2 separate regions of the Mus musculus genome follow, and region 2 is linked to region 1. A link is a loop called in an ENCODE intact Hi-C map of the cell type or tissue named here. Cell type or tissue: heart. All regions are shown on one strand. Links, peaks and the distances in the headings refer to the core of each region. The heading gives the core; the rest is flanking DNA. Region 1 has its middle 100 kb from the start of Gm33886. Region 2 has its middle 8.6 kb from the start of Actl6a.

Region 1 (10,474 bases), core at 1,454-9,453:
GTACTAGTAGGTGCTAAGCAGCCTGTTGAAGGAGAGTCTTATCCAGCTATGAACCCTGTGAGTTACAATAATAACCAGCCGACAAGACATGACCATGGGTACAATACTGGCAGGAATGTTGCAGGGTAACCAACTGCTTTCTGATTGGATTAAACAACTGCACAGTAGGAAATGCATGCCTGTCACTGTCGCTCTTGCCCAAAACCCAAGGTTTGGAAGCTTACAGGCTCCAGGGATGAACCTACTCCTACTATTCGGATAAAGGGACACTATTAGATTTCCCCATAGACTCATACTCTCTACATATAGGTGAATGCAGCTCTCCAATCACATTAAAGAAGTTTCTTTAGACAGTGGCTAGTGCAGAAATTCACAACTGGTCAAAACACAGAGAATAAGGCAGTGGAAATCTGAGCCACAAATGGCATATCTATATGATCATCCCCAAAACTTGAGAAAGAGAAAGCAGAAAGACTATAGGAGATGGAGCAATACAGTATCTTCTGGACATGATAGGGCTGTTCCACTAATGAGCTCACACCAGCTGTCCTCTCTGCAGAAGACCTAAAGAATCCAAGGAAGGAGCTACTGACAGTTAGTGGCTTCTGGGGAGGGAGAATCAGCTTCCATTAAGGTATGACCCTGGTATGCTGACCCACTCCAGGGGATGACCCACATCCTTGTGTACATACGCAACAGAAGTTGGACTTGGTGTGTTATATTTGAGAGTTGATGGAGAGGCGGGGTATGAGTTTTGGAGGACTTAGAGGGAGTAGTGAGAGGTTGGATGTGATCAAAATGTATTGGATGAAATTCTTAAAGAATTAATGAACAATATAATATTTTTTAAAGAGAGCTCTTCCCCATAAAATTGGATCATCTGAGGAAACTTCAAAGAAATTCAAAGCCAAAGTTTCTAGTTGAAAGGTACATACAATCTTTAATAAAACTCTTTGATTTGACAGTTCATTAGATTTTAGAATTATTAAAATTACATACATTAATGTTAATCCCTCTCCAAAAATCAGATTATTCTCTCTTTCTCTAATATAGCCCTGTGAGAAACCAGCAGGAAAGAAACTACAGGAGCAGTTCCATCACACATGTGGAAAAATGTATTATCCCAATAGCATGTACAAGGGGAAACTCAGTGCATTATCTGCTTCCTGTCGTTAGCATAATAACGAAATTCCCGGTTCTCTCCAGTTCCTAGGAACCAAACAAAGCCAGGCATCCATCTTCTCTCTGGTGGCTCCGAATGTGGCTATGTCTCTTCATCTGGCCCACACTCAGCACCAATACTGCACAAAAAATAGAGAAGAGCAGGTGTCTGTGGAATGTCTTTTCAGAGCATCCTCCTCCTCTAATATTTGCAGGTGGGATTCAGGTAATTTCCAAGAATCATCTTTTTCCTCAAATAAGGGGAAAGGACAGAATTAGGGGAAAAGAAAGTTCTACGGTTTCATAAGCTTCGTGGGGTGGGGGGCTCACATAGGAGTGTTGAGTTGAGGCACCCTCCACCCAAGATAATGCTTCTCCCAGAAGCCATATTTGCAAAATACAGAGCCCAATGCTAGGCTTAGGATAATCCCCTCCCAGTTGTTGGTCGCAGTCTTTTGAACATGTAGTCCATTCTGTATTCCTCAGTTAACATCTTAGTCTACTCTGCTGCTATAACATAGTATCATGGGTTATGTGTCTTAGCTTCATGCCTTCTAGTGTGATAAAACACCCTGACAACTTACGAGGGGAAGGGTTTATTTGACCAGTCATCCATATTCCAGGTTATGGTCCATACCTGTAGGAATGAAGACAGTGAAAACTTGGAGCAGCTAGTCACATTACATCTACAGTGAAAAGCAGAAATCTGTGAGCTGAATCAATGTGTGCATTCTAGTGTTCAGCTTCCTTCATACAGTCTAGGATCTACAGCCCAGAAAATAGTGCCACCCACCATTTACAGATCATCTCCCTTAATTAACATAAATTAGACAATCTCCCTCAGCCACATCCATGGGCTAATGTGGTGTACACAATCCCTCATTTAGACTCCCTTCCTAGTGATTTTATGTTGTGTTAAAGTGACAAGTAATACCTATAAACAAATGAGATAATGTACAAAGAATAAGAAACAATACCAACAAACAAATAGAATAATGTACAAAGAATAACAATTAATACCAACAAACACATGGGATAATGTACAAAGAATAACAATACCATCAAACATATGGGATATTGTACAAAGAAAGGGTCTTATATCTTACAGTTACTTTCCAGAAGTCCAGGGCCAAGCCATCAGCATCTGCCTTCTTGTACTCAAGGAGACTGGGCTATACTTCAGCTTTAAGCTGAAAGACTGTTTTCAAAGAGCAAAATCATCCACAATAGCATAAAATGTGAAAAATGTGTTTGTTACCTGACAGATTAAAAGGAACACCTGTTTATTGTTTATTGTGTGAGTGGAGACATGAAAATCTCAGCAGGAACAGGTGTGTCAGGTGACAAAGTCTCCTCTACTCTTCACATTTCTTGTCAAGAAATATATTCCCAGTGGTACCACTGCTTCAGGGCACTCTGAAGTATCAAAATGGTGGGTCTATGGGGCCTCAAGCATGAACTCTCCCTGCCGCTCACACAGACATACCAGGATATAAGCTGGCTACCCGAAGCACACTAAGTCACTACCCCTTGAAATGTTGACTTATAGATAGCTACTTGTGGGACTGTGAAAGGCAGCCTATTTTGATTGAGTGAGGCTTGCTCCAGAGACCCAGTAGAAAACTCTACAAGGGACAGAACACTGCGCCCCGTTCCCAGAGACAGGTGCCTGACACCACAGAGCACCCAACTCCATAATTCTGTGACTATCAATCATGCAGAGAAAGCCCTAAGCTCCTGGCATTCTAGCTAGTCTAGACCCTCACAGTTACCTGACAATAGCCACATATGCTCCTCCCCACAAATACCCTGCAACTACAAGATAGCCCCGCCCACTACAAAAGGGGCTGCTTGGCCCCTCCTCTCTCTCTTAAGCTCTCACCTTTCTTACTCTCATCTCTAGTTCTCCTTTTCTCCCTCCTTTCCCCCCTTCTCTCCACTTGGCCATGGCCAGCCTCTCTCTTTCTTTTACAATACCTTCTCTCTTTCTCTCTGCCTTTCTACAATAAAGCTCTAAAACCATAGACCATCTCTGCTCATCAAGGCCATACTTGAATGATGGGATAGGCTTTCCCCTAAAGAGCCTTATCTAATTTTCTGAGGAACCGGCCGACTGATTTCCAGAGTGGTTGTACAAGCTTGCAATCCCACCAACAATGGAGGAGTGTTCCTCTTTCTCCACATCCTAGCCAGCATCTGCTGTCACCTGAATTTTTGATCTTAGCCATTCTGACTGGTGTAGCAAACTCAGAAGTGGATGCTCACAGTCAGCTATTGGATGGCTCACAGGGCCCCCAATGGAGGAGCTAGAGAAAGTACCCAAAGAGCTAAAGGGATCTGCAACCCTATAGGTGGAACAACAATATGAACTAACCAGTACCCCCTGGAGCTCGTGTCTCTAGCTGCATATGTATCAGAAGATGGCCTAGTCGGCCATCAGTGGAAAGAAAGGCCCATTGGTCTTGCAAACTTTATATGCCTCAGTACAGGGGAACGCCAGGGCCAAGAAGTGGGAGTGGGTGGGTAGGGGAGTGGGGGAGGAGGGTATGAGGGACTTTTAGGATAGCATTGGAAATGTAAATGAAGAAAATACTTAATAAATAATAATAATAATAATAATAATAATAATAATAATAATAATAATAGCCTTGTCTAACCTCCTGCTGGAAAGCTTTCCTGCACTCCAGCCATGGACCAGACCAAAGACACTCGTCCACATGGGCACAAGCCAGTGCCACCTCTCTCCATGCTCTCCCCTCTCTTCTGCCTGAGGCTGTTCAAGCCCCTTTCTCCAGAGACTTGAAGATCTTGTCACACAGATCTTTCACTTGTTTTGTTAGAGTCACACCAAGATACTTTATATAGTTTGAAACTATTGTGACCAGTGTCATTTCCCTAATTTCTTTCTCAGCCTGATTATCCTTTGAGTAGAGGAAGGCTACTGATTTGTTTGAGTTTAATTTTATATCCAGCCACTTTGCTGAAGTTGTTTATCAACTTTAGTTCTCTGGTGTAATTTTTGGGGTCATTTAAGTATACAATCATATCATCTGCAAATAGTGATATTTTGACTTCTTTCTTTCCAATTTGTATCCCTTTGATCTCCTTTTGTTGTCTAATTGCTCTAGCTAGAACTTCGAGTACTATATTGAATAGATAGGAAGAGAGTGGGCAGCCTTGTCTAGTCCCTGATTTTAGTGGTATTGCTTCAAATTTCTCTCCACTTAGCTTGATGTTGGCTACTGGTTTGGTATATATTGCTTTTATTATGTTTAGGTATCAACATCCTTAGTCATCAGGGAAATACAAATCAAAACAATCCTGAGATTCCACCTCACACCAGTCAGTTTTAAAATCTAAAACTCAGGTGACAGCAGATGCTGGCAAGGATGTGGAGAAAGAGGAATACTCCTCTATTGCTGGTGGGATTGTATACTTGTATAAACACTCTGGAAATCAGTTCCTCAGAAAATTGGACATAGCACTACCCGAGGATCCAGATGTGTCACTCCTGGGCATATACCTAAAAGATTCTCCAACGTATAACCAGAACACATGCTCCACTATGTTCAGAGCAGCCTTATTCATAATAGCCAGGAGCTGGAAAGAACCCAGATGTCCTTCAACAGAGGAATGGATACAGCAAATATGGTACATTTACACAATGGAATACTACTCCACTATTAAAAACAATGAATTCATGAAATTCTTAGGCAAATGGATAGAACTAGAAAATATCATCCTGAGTGAGGTAACCCATTTGCCAAAGAACACACATGGTATGCACTCACTGATAAGTGGATATTAGCCCAAAAGCTCCAAATAATCAAGATACTATTCACAGATTATAAGAAGTTCAATAAGAAGGAAAACCAAAGTGTGGGTGCTCAGTCTTTCTTAGAAGGAGAACAAAATACTCACAGGAGCAATTATGGAGCTAAAGTGTAGAAAAGAGACTACAGGATTGGCCGTCCAGAGGCTTTCCCGAGATCCATCCCATATACAGTTACCAAACCTAGACACTATTGTGGATGCCAAGAAGTGCATGCTGGAAGGAGCCTGATATGATTGTCTCCTGAGAGGCCCTGCCAGAGCCTGACAAATGCAGAGAGGTGCAGGCTCACAGCCAACCATTGGACTGAGCCAGTGTCCCCAATAGAGGAATTAGAGAGAAAGGAATAAAGGAGTTGATTTGGTTTGCAATCCCAGGAAGAAAAACAATATCAACCAACCAGAACCCCCCCCCACCCCTCTCAGAGATCCCAGGGACTAAGCCATAAACAAAGGAGTACACATGACTCCAGCTGCATATGTAGCAGAGGATGGCCTTGTCATGCATCAGTGGGAGGAGAGGTCCTTGGTCCTATGAAGGCTTGATAGATGCCCCAGTGTAGAGGAATTGAGGGCAGGGAGGTGGTTTGGGGTGGGTGGGTGGAAGAAAACTCTCATAGAAGCAGGGGGAGGTAGGATGGGATAGGCTGAAACCAGGAAAAGAGATAATATTTGAAATGTAAGTAAAGAAAATATCCAATAAAAACTAAAAAAATAAAGATTGAGTTTTTAGGAAAGGGAGCATGGTGGCAGCAGTTGCAATAAAGGCAATTTTTAGGAAGTAGTTTATATCTGCTAGCAAAGAATTTATATTAAGTTGGTAGATATAGTATGCATAAAAATATTTAGCAAAGGTCATCAGACAGGCCTGTGCTTATGAGGACCATGAGCCTGCCTAACCCTCAGCTTCTGCCGCCTGGAAACATTAAAGATTTTCCAGCAAAGACTTCTAGCTTTTCAGTGAGCACTGGCCCTTCTTATCCATTTGTAGCCATTAATAGCCTTTATTCCCATTGAGGCCTATTGGTGATGGGAAGTTCTCAGAGAGTTGGTCATTGACTACACAACTGGACCGATACTACAGTGAAGCAGAAAGAAAACAGCCTTTGATTTGGAAATTGGTTAATTTAACAATCTGAGCAGAACCTAGAAAGTATAAATTAATATTTTTGTCTGGGCAAACACTAAAAGCAAGTGAATAATAAAAGTAAATTTAAATCAAATTCTGAAGTAAGTTCCCCCAAGGCTTTAAAAATTCAGTTAACTGTCCTTTGCTTTGCTTGTTTCTCTGTAATTTAAATTGCCAGTACACCTGCTTAGATGTAACCACTGTACAGAGAACAGAGAATAAGCTCACAATTACTGGAAATGTCCACAAGGTGTCAGCCTTGGGCCAAAAATGATAAACCTAACACTTAAAGGTGGTTTAAATTTTTTAAACTGAAGCTTTTTAAAATTTACTTTTTTGTGTATTCACTTTACATGCAGATCGTACCCCTCCCGATTCCTCCTCTCCTGCAATCCCGCCCTTACAAATTCCTCCTCCTCCTCCCCCATTACTCCCTCCCATTCTCCTCAGAGAAGGGGAAGCACCCGTGGGTACCACCCCACCTGGGACATCTAGTTGCCATAGGCCCTAGTTCCTCCTCTCCCATTAACATCCCCTCCCCCCAGGTAGTCCATCTAGGAGAAAGGATCCAATGCCAGGAACTGACTCAGAGACAGGTCCCTCTCCAATTGTTAGGGGACCCACATGAAGACCAGGCTGCACATCTGTTAGAAATGTGTAAGGTGACTAGGTCCAGCCCCTGAATGCTCTTTGGTTGATGGTTCAGTCTCTGTGAGCCCCTACGGGCCCAGATTAGTTGACTCTTTAGGCTTTCTGTGGTGTCTTTGATCCCACCAGCTCACTCAATTCTATCTCCCACTATTACAAGATTCCCCAAGCACCGCTTGATGTTTGCCTGTGGGCCTCTGCATCTGCTTTCAGGAGACGGTTCTGTTAGGCTTCTGTCTGTAAGCCCAGCAAAATATCATTAACCATGTCATGGATTGGCTGTCTTACAAGGGATTGTGTTTCAAGTTGGGCCAGTCATTGGCTGGCCCTCAATCTCTGCTTCATCTTTAGATCTGCGCATCTTATAGGCAGGACACAGTTTGGGTTAAAGGTTTTGTGGGTGGATTGATGCCCTGCTCCCCCCACTGTAAGTCCCACCTGGCTATAGGAAGTGGCCACTTCAATCTCCATATTCCCCCACTGCTAGAAGTCTCAGCCAGGGTCACTCCCATAGAGTCCCAGGAACCTCCCCCATCCCAGGTCTCTAGCTACTCCCAGAGATGCCCCAATCTGTTGCCACTCTCATTCCCAGACTTCTCCCACAGTCCCACCCCACACCTGATCATCATCCCAGTTACCGTACTCACCCCCTCTTCCACCCGTTTCCCTCTCTCCATCTACCACCAATGACTATTTTTTGTTTCCCCTTCAGAGTAAGATTCACATATCCTCCCTTGGGACCTCCTTATTAGTTGGTTTCTTTGGGTCTGTGAATTGTAGCATGGTTATCCTGTACCTTATGTTTAATGTCCAGTTTTGTACTTTCTGGGTTTGGGGTCCTTGCTCAGGATAATATTTTCCAATTCCATCCATTTGCCTGAATATTTTCACAATGCCTTTGTTTTTAATAGCTGAATAGAATTCCATTGTGTAATCATACGACATTTTCTTTATGCATTCTTCAGTTAAGGGACATCTAGTTGTTTCTAGTTTCTGGCTATTATAAACAAAGCTGCTATGATCATAGTTGAACAAGTATCCTCGTGGTACGGTGATACATTTTGGGGGGTATATGCCCAAGAGTTCTATAGCTGGGTCTTAGGTAGAACTACTCCAAATTTTCTGAGAAACGGACAAATTGATTTCCAAAGAAGTTGTACCTGTTTGCACCCCACCAGCAATGGAGGAGTATTCACCTTTCATCACATCCTCACCAGCATGTGGTTTTGAGTCACTTGAATCTTTGTATTACCATTCTGATGAGTATAAGATGAAATCTCAGTGACATTTTGATTTACATTTCCCTGATGACTAAGAATGTTGGCTCTTTCTAAGTTGCCATCTTGGCTTTCTGGGTTTTTGATCTATAGTAATGTTGTCCTTCTATATGTTGAGTTACTGGTAGCTGAACCTTAAGCAAAGATCCTCTCTGTCTTTGCACCATGTACTGAACATGACTTTTCTGACTTGGGGCTGGGTGCAGTACCTAGCATGAGGATGTACATCTCTAGCTCTGAAATTTTCCTCTTACACTTTAAGGGTGGCAAACCCCATTCTTGTTTGTGTAGGGTTATCTGGGTCTAGCAATGAAAGGCCAGAATCCAAGGAAACTCTTTAGGCACAGACCAGTTCAGATGGTAAATGTGAGTACAGCACTGAGTACAAGATCTATAATAACAGAGAAGTACATCTCTGCCCCTGACTCTCAGCACGTTTCTTGAGAAGGAAATTAGGTTAATTGAGAAGGGGGAGGCTACCCTAAATATGGGTAGCACTGCTCAGTGAAATGGGTGAATAAAAAGGAGACAACTAGCTAAGCAATAGCATTCATCTCTCCCTGCTTTCTGACCATAGATGTGATGTAACCAGCTACCTCATGCCACTGCCATCATGCCTTCTCCACCATGATGGACTGTACCCACAAACTGTGTGCCAAAATAAAGCATCTATTCTATTCCTTTGTTCCTTATGTCAGGTGTTTATTTCACCCCAGAAAGAGAAAAGTAGCTCACACAGTGAACCACCATAAGTTCACGTTCTAACCATTCAATCTTGACTAAGGTTTCTAAACCCTCAATGCACGGGAAGGGAACATAAGAAAACAGCCACTAAACAAAGTGCATGTACAGTGCCTGGTACGGAGTGATAATTCCTGATAATAACTACCCTGTGGCCTCTTAGCATTTAATACCCCCATGACATCCAGAGCTTCTAGAACTGTGCTTCCTTTCTGCCACTCCTTTCCAAGAAAGAAAACATACATCACTAAGCCCAAGACCGAATCCTGGCACAACTCCCAAATTCTATCTACCCTTGCTTTTCTTATACTGCTTGTTTCTACATAGTCAGGGCTTTAACTGGGGGGGGGGGGGGGGGGGGCTTCTGCGAATGGTTCATAAGCAGCAGTGACCTGTCTGACAGCTCGCACTCCCTAAGCCTCAGGGACCATTAGAACACCCCTTTCAAAGAGACACAGTGACAGACCTTGGGCCCAGTCAGGAGAGTCTAAACCTAAGGTCTGCGTGTAGTGGGAAATATACAATTGGATTACATTCACCAGTACAGCAAGAATCAAGCCTTGAGAATAATTGTGTTGACTTGGCCAATAATCCTTCTCAATCCAACTGTATCTAATATCCTGTGCAATTAACAGCCATCTTCCACCCAAGCATTTAATGGCTGTCATGTTTGACTACACTTTGACGTGGATATCTTTATCATCGTTGTAAATAATTGCATTCTTCTCCTTTATAAAATCAAGACAGAGATTTCGCTTCTGTTTAATCTTATGCGATTGTTTTTTTTTTTCCAACAAGGGAAGCATGATTATCAGTCACATCTGTTGTATTCTTTCCATCTTGTGCATGCTTGTGCTTACGTTCCATCACATTAAAATGCATGCGCATGTTTGCTCACTGAGGAAAACTTGCCAAGACTTTCCGGCTCTACATCATCTACAGCTTACTTACAGCCAACTCTCCAGAACTGAAATTGGTCTACATTATTTCTGTCCACTGAGTTACTTGGGTTTAAGCTTCCTTTAGCACTGTCTATCTTCTCTCATTTAATTTTTCGGCTTTGCCATTTAAAGTGAAATCAATATCTGGACAGCAGGATTTTTGCCCTTGTCCTCCTAATTTAAAATATTACTCTTAACAGCTTGATAATTGATCAGTTTTCAGGAAAAACCAGTGGCAAATCTTTCAGTACATCTCTCTACATAGTTCAAGTCCAACTTTTCCTAGCATTTGACTAGAGTGATAAACATCGTTCTCCCCACACCCAGTCCCCCCATGGGAGAGGGATACAGGGTGGCTTCTTCAAGCATTGTATCAAACACTCTCACCCATCTGTGGCATACTGGCAGACAAGAGAGTCCTAGTCCAATGAGGCAGGGACTCACTTTAAAAGAATGTCTGTTCATTAAAATTCTTTTGCATTTAGATTCTTGATCCATATGCTGTGACTACACAGAAAGTATGGGACACTCCAAATGTCACAACAGATAATCACTCTACTAACTTACAAGCTTTGAGTTTTGTGACTGAGTGATTTGAATCTCATGGAGTGACTCTGGAAACCAGGTGGTAGTGAAGCCCAGTGCTTTTGATTCTGAGCCAATCAAGGAGTTGCATGGTGAGGATGGAGATGTAGAGCTTGAAGGTGGACAGACAGAGATATTCCTGGTATTTCGTTCCATATCTG
Region 2 (10,474 bases), core at 730-8,729, 910 kb after region 1:
TGTGTATAAAGTTACAGCACTCCCTCTCCCTCTCCCTCTCCCTCTCCCTCTCCCTCTCTCTCTCCCTCTCCCTCTCTCTCTCCCTCTCCCCCTCTCTCTCTCTCTCTCCCTCTCTTGCTGGTGCTGGTATGCAAATATTGGTAATAGCTATGTAGCACCCTAAAATAACTTAACAATGTGTTAGAGAAGATGAAATGGGTGCAGAAATAAGTAGAATTTTAGAGGTATTTCAAGTGCTGCTTGAGTTCTTAAGAGAGAGTCATTCTATCCGTTTGGAGGATTACAGGACCAGGTAAGGCATGGGCTGTTTTCAGAGAAGCAGATTTGACTTAGATGTACAGGCGGGCAGGCATCGGGAATGCTGAGAGGACATAGTGCTGGGAGTAAAGCCACCACAGGAAGGCTTGGGGAGTGGCCAGGGGCCACTTTGGGTGACCCGGAGTCTATCTGAGAAGAGCTGGAGAGATGACACCACAATAAAGAGTGCGTACTGCTCTTGCGGAGGATTCACTTCCCAGCACCCGTGTGAGGCAGCTCGTAACCACCTATGATTCAAGCACCCTCTTCTGACCTCTGAGGGTTCCTGCACTCACATGAACTTACCCCTCACATATGCGGAATTAAAGTAAAATAAATACAACTTTAAAGAGTTACTGTGAGAGGCCAGGACACATGGGTGATGATATCACCTGAATTGATCTCATATGTTCAAGTCATAATCCTAGTACCTCAAGTGAGGCTACATGTGGAGATAATGTTTTAACAGATGTTACGACGTGGTCTTCAGAGTGGGTCCTAATCCAATATTGTAGAAGAGGAAGTTTGGGCACAGACATGCAAAAACATAGAGGAAAGACTTCATGGTGACATCGGGACAAGCAGCCAATGACAATTTGAGAGAAATGCAGCAGTCAACAGCTTGATCTCACGGTGCCAGTGACTTATTTGGTGTTTCTATTGCTGGGATAAAGGATAAAATATGTACATTATGGTGGTTTGAATGAGAATGGCTCCCAAAGGCTCATAGACTGAATGTTTGGTTGCCAGATAGTGAAACTGAGTAGGGTTAGGAGATGTGACCTTATTGAAGATGGTGTGGCCCCATTGGAGTAGGTGTGGCCTTTTGGAATGGGTGTGGCCTTTTGGAGGCGATGTGCCACTGGGCTTTAAGATTTCAAAAACCTATTCCAGGTTTAGTGTCTCTTTCCCTCTGCCTGATGCCTGTGGATTAGTATGTAAAGCTCTCAGCTGTTGCTTCGACACCATGCTTGTCCGCTCCCCAACAGAATGATAAAGAACTAATCCTCCAAAACTGTAAGCAGGCCCCCAATTAAATGCTTTTCTTTATACAATTTACAATTGTAGTTCATCACTGAGGGAAGGCAGGCTAGGAACTCAAGCAGGGAAGGAATCTTGAGGCAGGAATTGAAACAGAGACCATGGAGAAATGCTGATTGCTGGCTTGTCCCCCATGACTTGCTTAGCCTGCTTTCTTAAAAACCACTTATGACCACTTGAGGTGTGGCACCACCCACAGTGGGCCAGGCCCCTTCTACATTAATTATTGAGAAAATGTCGCTGGGCAGTGGTGGTGAATGCCTTTAATCCTAGCATTTACGAGGCAGAGGCAGGTGGGTTTCTAAGTTGGAGGCCAGCCTGGTCTACAGAGTGAGTTCCAGGACGGCTCGGGCTATACAGAGAAACCCTGTCTCGAACGTTCATCCCCCCCTCCCAAAAAAAAGAAAGTATTCCCATGGGTACACCTACAGGCCAATCTGATGGTAACATTTTTCTAAACCGTGGTTCCCTCTTCTTGATAACTCTACCTTGTGTCAAGAAGAAAACAAACAAACAAACAACAACAACAACAACAACAGATAACCACAATTAGTTAGGACAGGGCCCAGACTGATGAATCTTTTCATCTTGAACTTCCCCATCTGTGGCCCTTTAAGGTACTCTCAGGAGCCTAAGCCAGGTACGTTAGAGCTGTTCCCCGGGGTCTTGGATTCCATGAAAAGGAGTTTAGGCTAGACCCTGGGCAGGATTTGGTGGTGCTCTGGGCTGTGGAACAGCTCCATGACAATGTTGCCACTGATTCACATTAGTGGTACATCAGGGTGGCCCAAGGAGTTACTTTGCAGCATCCACTAATTACATATCGACCCTGCTCCCTACATGGTTATCGTGTCCTGTGTCCCAGGAGCTGCAGCAAATGAGCAAAGGTTTTGGTGTTTTGTTTTTGTGGTGAGAGCGCATAGACACAAACATTCATGTTATCTCACACATGGTTTTCAGTGCTGGTGTTGTCTTTTGAGGACCCCACTGTCTCCACTGCAGAATTGGACTGGTGTATTGTGAAGGAGCCTGCCGTTACCAAATTGTTAGTCCCCCCGGGGGAGAATAGGATCACTACCACACTTTAGAGACAAAATGGAAGGAAGCTTGATTTTATTGGGGTGCACCCAGGAGCTGGCCAGCGGCGACTATCTCTTATATCAGGTTAAAGAGAGCAGGGCATAGTCTATTTCTTGGACCCCTTCTAAGGAGTAGAATCACAATTGGTTTCAAATCAGGTTTACAGAAGAGAGACAATAAAGAAAAAGGAAATATAGAAAAAAAATCTCAAAAAAAATCACCATGTGGTCATCATGTGATTAGGGAAGGCTAAGGGGGGCTAGAATATCCTCAAAAATAAGTCAAGATCATGGCTCGAGGAAACAGACTTTAAAAACAGCAACTCGGCTCTTCTAGTAAATAAAAGCTTATTTTTAACAATACAGCATTATGGCTTCTGTCTTCAAAATGGAGTTAGGCTGGTTCCTCAAAATATCGTTTGCTTCCTCATAATCACTGATCTGTTAGTAAGATGGTTAGCAGAGCCCTTCTTATCCTAATGGCAAGACAGACATGTGTGAATCTGACTCAGTGTTTCAGTCAATATTCTATTGCTGTGAAGAGGCACCACGACCAAGGCAACTCTTACAAAAGAACACACTTAATTGGGACTTGCTTACAGTTTCAGAGGCTTAGTCCATTATTTGCATGGTGGCACGTAGGCAGACATGGTACCTGAGAGATATACAGCCAGATCTGAAGGCAACAGGGAGAGAGAGACACAGGGCCTGGTGTGAGCCTTTGAAACCCCAAAGCCCACCCCCAGTGACACACTTCTTTCAGCAAGGCCACACCTACTCCAGCAAGGGCATACCTCCTAATGCCTGTCTTAGTGCCTCTCCCTAGTGACCAAGTACTCAAATCTATGAGCCTGTGGGGGCCATTCCTATTCAAACCTCCATACCCTGTTTCTGTGTCTGAGAAGTTGAGATTCCAGTTACCTGTAATCTGAGCAGCGCTTGCACAGAAATGTCAGGGAACATAAGATGGTGCTTTCTATCATTCCTCATAATACATATATCTACACTAAAATGTCTATGTTGAAATTTGCCTTTCATAGTCACTTACTTTGTGTATTTTACAGTATGGAGTAATTCTAGGTATACCTATTTTTTAAGAGGAATTTTTTTTTTCTTTTTGGACGGAGATAGTCTTGCAAATTTGTTTCTTAGCGTTTGTATCTAACAGTTGAAGCCTTTCCAACAGTGGATTTAATAAACATGGAGGAAGAGGTCCTTGTGGTTATGTAGTGATAACTGAATTCCTTAATGTGCTTTGACAGGCTTGACTTGAGGAGAACTGGTGTGGTACCATAAGAACAGAAGACCAGCGCCCCCTTGTGTCGAAGCCAGAGGCTGCAGCAGGAACACAGAACATTCTTTATGCTTGGAGTACCAGGCTTTTGAAAGCGCAATGTCTATTGATTTGGACTCCGAGTCAGTCTCTGAGCACCCACTGTTGGGCCAGATGACTTCACTGTGGGACTTCACTGTTTATTGATGTAGTATCTGGGCTTAGGAAGAAATGCTCCAAGTGTGGATAAAGAGAACTGGTTTGCTTTGTCCTCGTACTGCAGAGGAACCAGCTCAGAGGCCCTCACATGCTGGTCATGTGCTCTGCCACTGAGCTGTGCGCCCATCCCAGGCACTTCTAGTTTTGATAAGGTGTGCCAGTGAGAAGGGACAGCCAATAGTCCTGAGGTTTCTTGCTCTTTAATCCTACTAGTATCAGTAACATTGACTGAGGCCTGGGGAAGACTGTAGACAGAAATCAGGCTTTAGGGGAGAAATAGCCATGCAGAAACATCTTGCAGCCTTCAGATAGTCTCCAGGATTCTGTGGTGTGCTGGGAATCAGACCCAATAATTTTATTTTTTTAATTCATTATATAGTAAGTAGTTTTCTAAATTTTAAAGACATATTTTTTTTTGGTATATAGATGCTTTCCCTGCTTGTATGTCTGTGCACCATGTATGTGAAGTGTTGAGGGAGGTCAGAAGGTGTCAGATCCCTAGGATCGGGAGTCTGGATGATCACAAGCCATCTTGTAGGTACTGGGCATTGTCCCTGGGTCTTCTAGAGAGCAACAAGTGCTCTTAAACACTGAACCAATTCTCTAGCCCCAAGTTTTCTAGTATTTAAGAATTAAAAAATACAAGCAGCAGCTGGGAATGGTGGCACACCCCTTTAATACCAGGACTTGGGGCAGGGGCAGGCAAATCTGTGAGTTAGAGGCCAGCTTGATCTATAGTGTAAGTTCCAAGGCAGACAGGCTACACAGAGAAACTCTATTTCCAAATATCAACAACTGACCAACTGACCGACCAACCAACCAACCAACCACCACAAGCTGCCATGATCTAAGTCTCACCTCAAAGGAAGCAATGCCATGACTGTGGAGTGTTCTCTTGGGCTGAACAGTTTTCCTTTAAGAGATTCTTCTAGCAATTCAATACTTTAGGGTCAATAATTTTAGCGTCTTGTTATCTTTTTTTTTTTTAATTAACTGTGGCATCGGAGTGCTTACTAAGCGTGAATGAAGCCTCAGGTCTGATCCCCTGCACAGTGTAAAGCCAGGTGTATCTGTGGTGGTGCCTGTAACAGTAGAACTCTGGAGGCAGAGACAGGAGGATCAGAAATTCAAGGCCATCTTCAGATAGATGGTGAGTTTAAGGCCAGCCTGGGTGTTAAGAGGTCTTGTTTCAAAATAAAGTATAATCAAAGGCTTAGTGTTGGGGCCAGCCAGCAGCTCACATGTCCGGGTTCGAGCCTGGAAGGCATCTTGGAACTGAAAGAAAAGAGAGAGCCTAGGCAGGTTGAGAAATAATGGAACCAAGACAAGTAGTCTGCTCAAGGTTCAAATTTTTAATGGTGGACACGCTTTATAAAAGAGGGAGGAAGTCCATTCCCGCCAATTCATCCTTGGAGCCTGGAACCAGCTGCAGGTGATGATGTGCAGGATAGGGCATAGTCTCCAGAGTAGCTCCGGGGCCTCTCAGCTGGTAGCAGTATCTTGAAGAGGAACAGCGACAGTGGCTCAACAATAGAGTGATCTAGGGAGGAAGGCTCCCCCCTAGATAATCTCCTTAGTGGCAGCAAGGTCAAGTTCTGGCTCAGCCTGCTTCAGGCTTATGGGAGGCTACATCTCCTCCCTGTTATTAATATTTTTAAAAAGCTGGACTGAGGCATAAAATTTATCTATGCTCCATAGTCCTGCCTGGGAATTATGGTGGCTGGCGGCCGTACCTGCCTGAGGATCTCAGATCCTCTCAAACCATCCAATTCCGTCATAGGAAGTTACATGCAGCTAGTTTGTGTTATAATTCACACAAACATGGCTCTGTGGTTTAATATCAACAGCCACGGCCTTTTGGCATGTACCCCCGTCTTAGATTGGTATGATCCGGGATCTGGTTGCCCGTCATTGACTAACTGGCCCTCATAGCGCACCTTATTCCCAAATCAGACCAAAGCCACAATATGTACTTATAATTCTTCTTGATGAAAATTAATAACTGCCACCTGCGCACTGTTAGGGGCGGGGATGCATGCCTGCTGCAGTCAAGCTGAAGGGCCTTGATTGACCTGCTTGAAAAACAAAGTCAAGACAGTGAAAGGCACAGTACAAAAGCTTCTTCGGAGGAAGACCAGGTACCCCATTCAATTGCAAATTAGCAATGATCAGGCTAGACTTAGAGCTCCTGGTGTGTGTGTGTGTGGGGGGGTGACTTTGAGAATTGCAGAAAGGCTTACAGCTTCCCTGTGAGTGGAGGCTGTGCTTTAATTTAACTTTTTGGCTAAAGAGGATTTTTAGCCATAATCAAGGTTAGAGTCATACTTACTAGAAGATTCAGGATCTGTGTCTAGTTGTTGAACTAAACTCTCAGGCAGCCATCGCGCTCCATCTTCTTTTTGTGAAAAAACACAGACCAAGCCCCTTTCCCAGATTAGGACCGGGTCTGGACCCTTCCATTCATTAGTAAATGGGTCCTGCCACTTTACCATGGCATAAGAACTAGAAGTAACTGGATGCCAGTGGCAATCCACTGCAGACTGACCTTTAACATCAGTTTGCAAAAAATTTAGAACAAATAAAGCAAAAGCAAGATGTGCCTTTGGTGACCTTGGCGGGGAGGGGGGGTATAACTGCCCCTGTTTTGTTTCTTAAAAGCCAATTTTTTAAAGTGCGATGAGCACGTTTAACTATTCCTTGTCTCATGGGGTTATAAGAAATTCCAGTTTTATGTTTGATGCCAAATTCTTTACAAAATGAAGTAATTTTTTTTTTTTTTTTTTTTTGCTAGAATAGGATGGCCCGTTATCTGTCTTAATAAGTTTAGGCAATCCCATGGCATTAAAGGTTTGTAGGCAATAATCAATTACATTTTTGGAGGCTTCTCCTGTATGCAGAGAAGCAAAAAGAAACCCTGAACAAGTATCAATACAAACATGTATATATTTTAATTTTCCAAATTCTGCATACTGAGTTACATCCACTTGCCAAATATGATTAGGCATGTGGCACTGGAGATAATGTAATACATTTAGGATATTGTTTTACAATCATTCTTGCCTACTCCTTAGTGATCTTAAGTCGGAGCCTTAAGGTCTGGCTAGAGAGATGAAATTTTTCATGATCATGTTTGGTCAAAGCAACAGGATCTGAAATTAAGGCTTCTCCTATTAGAGCTCTGTCGATGCAATCATTGCCTTCAGCTAAAGGTTCAGGAAGACCAGAATGAGATCGTATGTGGCCAATATAGAACGGGTGTTTTTGGGCAAGAATGATGTTTTGCAATTGTGAAAACAGGGATCCTGCTGGCGTATTAAACATACCACAGGTATCCAATAAGGATACCGATTGTGCAACATATAAACTATCAGTAAAAATATTAAAAGCCTCATGTACAGACTGAAAGACATCCAGTACTGCTGTTAATTCTGCTAATTGAGCTTAGAGACCAGGAGTCTTTATGATTACCTGTTGATTATTAATAAGATATCCAGCTTGCCCTTCAGAGGAGCCATCAGTAAAAATTAATAGAGCATTATAAAGGCTGTAAGGAAGTCATTTTAGGAAATATCACCTCATGTACATTCAAAAATTTTATCAACCTATCTTGAGGGTAGTGGCTGTCTATAGTTCTTTTAAATCCTATTTGAGCAAGCAACCAATCTGTACTATGCTGTTTCAGCCAAGTGTCTTGACTTACATTGTAAGGCTGAACAATAATATCTGGCTCTTTGCCAAAATAAGTTAGTGCCTGCTTCCTTCCAATGATAATCATCTGGGCTACTGCTTCATAATATGGCAAGATATTGCGTTTAGGAGAAATCCTCGAATGTATCCACATTAGAGGAGACTTTTGCCATAACAATCCTGTAGGCATATGAATAGTATTAAAAATTAACAGATGTAACAGCAAGGAGTAATCTATATAAGTGACAAATTGCTCTTCAATAGCTTTTTTCCACTAGTTGTAAGGCCAGCAATCCTTCTGAGGTTAGGGATCTAGGGGAGGTAGGATCAGAACTCCCTTTTAGAATATCAAATAAAGGTTTCAACTCCCCTGTAGTGAGCTTTAAATAGGGGTGAAGCCAATTAACATCACCTAACAATTTTTGAAAATTATTCAAATTCCTTAAGTTGTCTCTGCAAATAACTATCTTCTGGGGGAAAAACAGCTTGATCAGTAAGTCTAAAGCCCAAATAATTATAAGGATCCTGAGTTTGTATCTTTTCAGGAATTATCTGTAATCCTTTTTCAGCTAAAGCTTTTTGTAAATCTCTATAACACAAAAGCAAATTCTGGGGGTCTTTTCCAGGCAACCCAGGACAATTTCTTTTTTTTTTTTCTTTCTTTCTCTTTTTTTTTTTTTTTTTGGTTTTTCGAGACAGGGTTTCTCTGTATAGCCCTGGCAGTCCTGGAACTCACTTTGTAGACCAGGCTGGCCTCGAACTCAAAAATCCACCTGCCTCTGCCTCCCGAGTGCTGGGATTAAAGGCGTGCCCAACCACGCCCGGCTCCACAATTTCTTAACTGTCCAAAAACAGCCTTTTTAAAGGAACAGTATTTTTTCTTATGTATAGCATAAGCAATTGCAAGCTTGAGAATTAATAGCATTTGAGGGATGAACAATTTTAAGCAATTGTAAGCTCTGATATATATATATTAATAAAGATACAAATTATTGATTATTCAACATTTTAAAACACCATCTACAGCACACAATTTAATTATATGTGTTGAAGCAGGGGGAAGCTCAAAAGAATAAGCGTGTGATCCAATTCACATATACTTTTCTCCCATAAGAGGGTTGTTTTTAAACACAGTAAATGGGATGCATGCATGCATGAATTTATAGAAGATACAAAAGCATACATAAAAACAATTTTAAATTTATCTTTGGGATATAGATTGTCAATTTTATTTTAAATGATGATATGGTTTTTAAGACGCAATTTTCATTATAGTTTTTCTAAAATATATGAATTTATCTTACAGTTCTTTGTTAGCACCACAGCAGCCTCAATAGGATGCTGAAACTTTACTTTGAGGTGAAGAAGGATGACTTTACAACAATGTTTTCTCTAGCCAAGGAATTGTTGTGGGCACATTTAATAACCAATAACTAAAATAGGCAGCTAATATTTAATTACCATTGATTATAATTGATAATTATAAAAGCTTTCTTTAATTTCTGCAAGGCCTTTTGTTTTTTGCCAGTTAATTTGTGTCTCACTTAATAGCACCTGACAAAGGCTTAAGTTCTCCTGTGGTGAGTTTAAAGTGAGGTCTTAGCCAATTAACATCTCCTGGAAGCTTTTGAAAATAAAATTTTGAAGCAAATCAATTTTTCCTTCTTAGATTTTTCTGGACCACGATTTTCTAGTATAGCTAAAAACCTAAGTATGAAAAGATATTGCCTCTGAATCTTAAGGAATCTTCTCTGAAGGCAGGGAGAGGTGAGGTCCCAGGAACTTCCCCAGTCACGGTTTGCGAAACAAAAGAAATGCCACACAAACCTCACTGAGGCTGCTCTGAGCTGAGCACTGTGTCTACCCAAACGCAAACATTTCTCAATCTGAGCACTCTGCCAGAGTCCTGGCCCAAAGCTTATCCCTGTTTTGAAGTATCTTTTTTTTTTTTTTTTTTTAGATTTATTTATTTATTGTATGTATGTAAGTACACTGTAGCTGTCTTCAGACACTCCAGAAGAGGGCGCCAGATCTCATTACAGATGGTTGTGAGCCACCATGTGGTTGCTGGGATTTGAACTCAGGACCTTCGGAAGAGCAATCAGTGCTCTTAATCGATGAGCCATCTCTCCAGCCCCTTGAAGTATCTTTAAAGACTTGTTTTCCTGGGTTCGCTCCTGCCACATGTTGTTTAGAATGACTCTAACTCTGAGTTTCCAATTTTAAGCTAACTTTCTGTTACAAGCAAAAGGCTGCCTGTCCCTTTAGGAGCTGCATTTGCAATCAGCTCCCAGCAGGGCTTTTCCATTCACACTAGCGCTTCTCTAAATTTTCACATAGCTCTAAACACATACACAAAACACACAAAACAGAAACCAACAGATCCAGACACATGCAACCCTTACTCGTCCTCCACGAGCAGGCAAAAGAATTAGAAGGGTAAGCTTCCATTTCATAAACAAAACTTGGTCCCTCTGACCGATCTCTGGAGACTGCCAGATGTCTCTGGCTCTCCCCACTCCCCAGGGCATCCCCTGGTGAGGTGATGGTTTTCCTAGCACATCTGCTGACCACAGTCCTCCGGTCCTTACAGCCCGAAGGGACAGCTGCAAATACCAAGCGCGTGTGTCAGAAAACCCCATCGTCTATAAACACCAGAGAAACCAAACTCAGGCAGATCTAAACTCAGACTGCGCCATGTTTCAGAGACACGGGACAAAACACAGACAACAAACCAACACAACAAGCACATGTTTGTTTCTGGAAACATAAGACAGACACTCAGAACAAAGACACTGGCCTGCAACGAACACAAAAGGGGATTCCCCCATTTTCTCTCTGTCCCTGGGAGAGTTTCAAAATCTACTTTCCTCCCGCG

What was found. Peaks named below come from ENCODE experiments on the same cell type or tissue, not always from the same donor. Only the 100,000 strongest peaks of a DNase experiment are listed, where the experiment ranks them.
Region 2: a loop joins it to region 1, with 9 times the contacts of the local background. A loop is called at or near these places in 5 of 42 quality-filtered maps.

Annotation. Positions count from the first base shown.
Region 1 is chr3:31,784,158-31,794,631 of GRCm38, forward strand. No RefSeq gene overlaps it. Among named protein-coding and RNA genes, the nearest start is that of Gm33886, 100 kb to the left of the region's middle. In heart, for the core only: a CTCF peak has its summit at 6,371 (motif pointing right); no DNase peak of the experiment used is centred there.
Region 2 is chr3:32,694,673-32,705,146 of GRCm38, forward strand. No RefSeq gene overlaps it. Among named protein-coding and RNA genes, the nearest start is that of Actl6a, 8.6 kb to the right of the region's middle. In heart, for the core only: CTCF peaks have their summits at 3,741 (motif pointing left) and 3,943; a DNase peak (open chromatin) is centred at 3,739.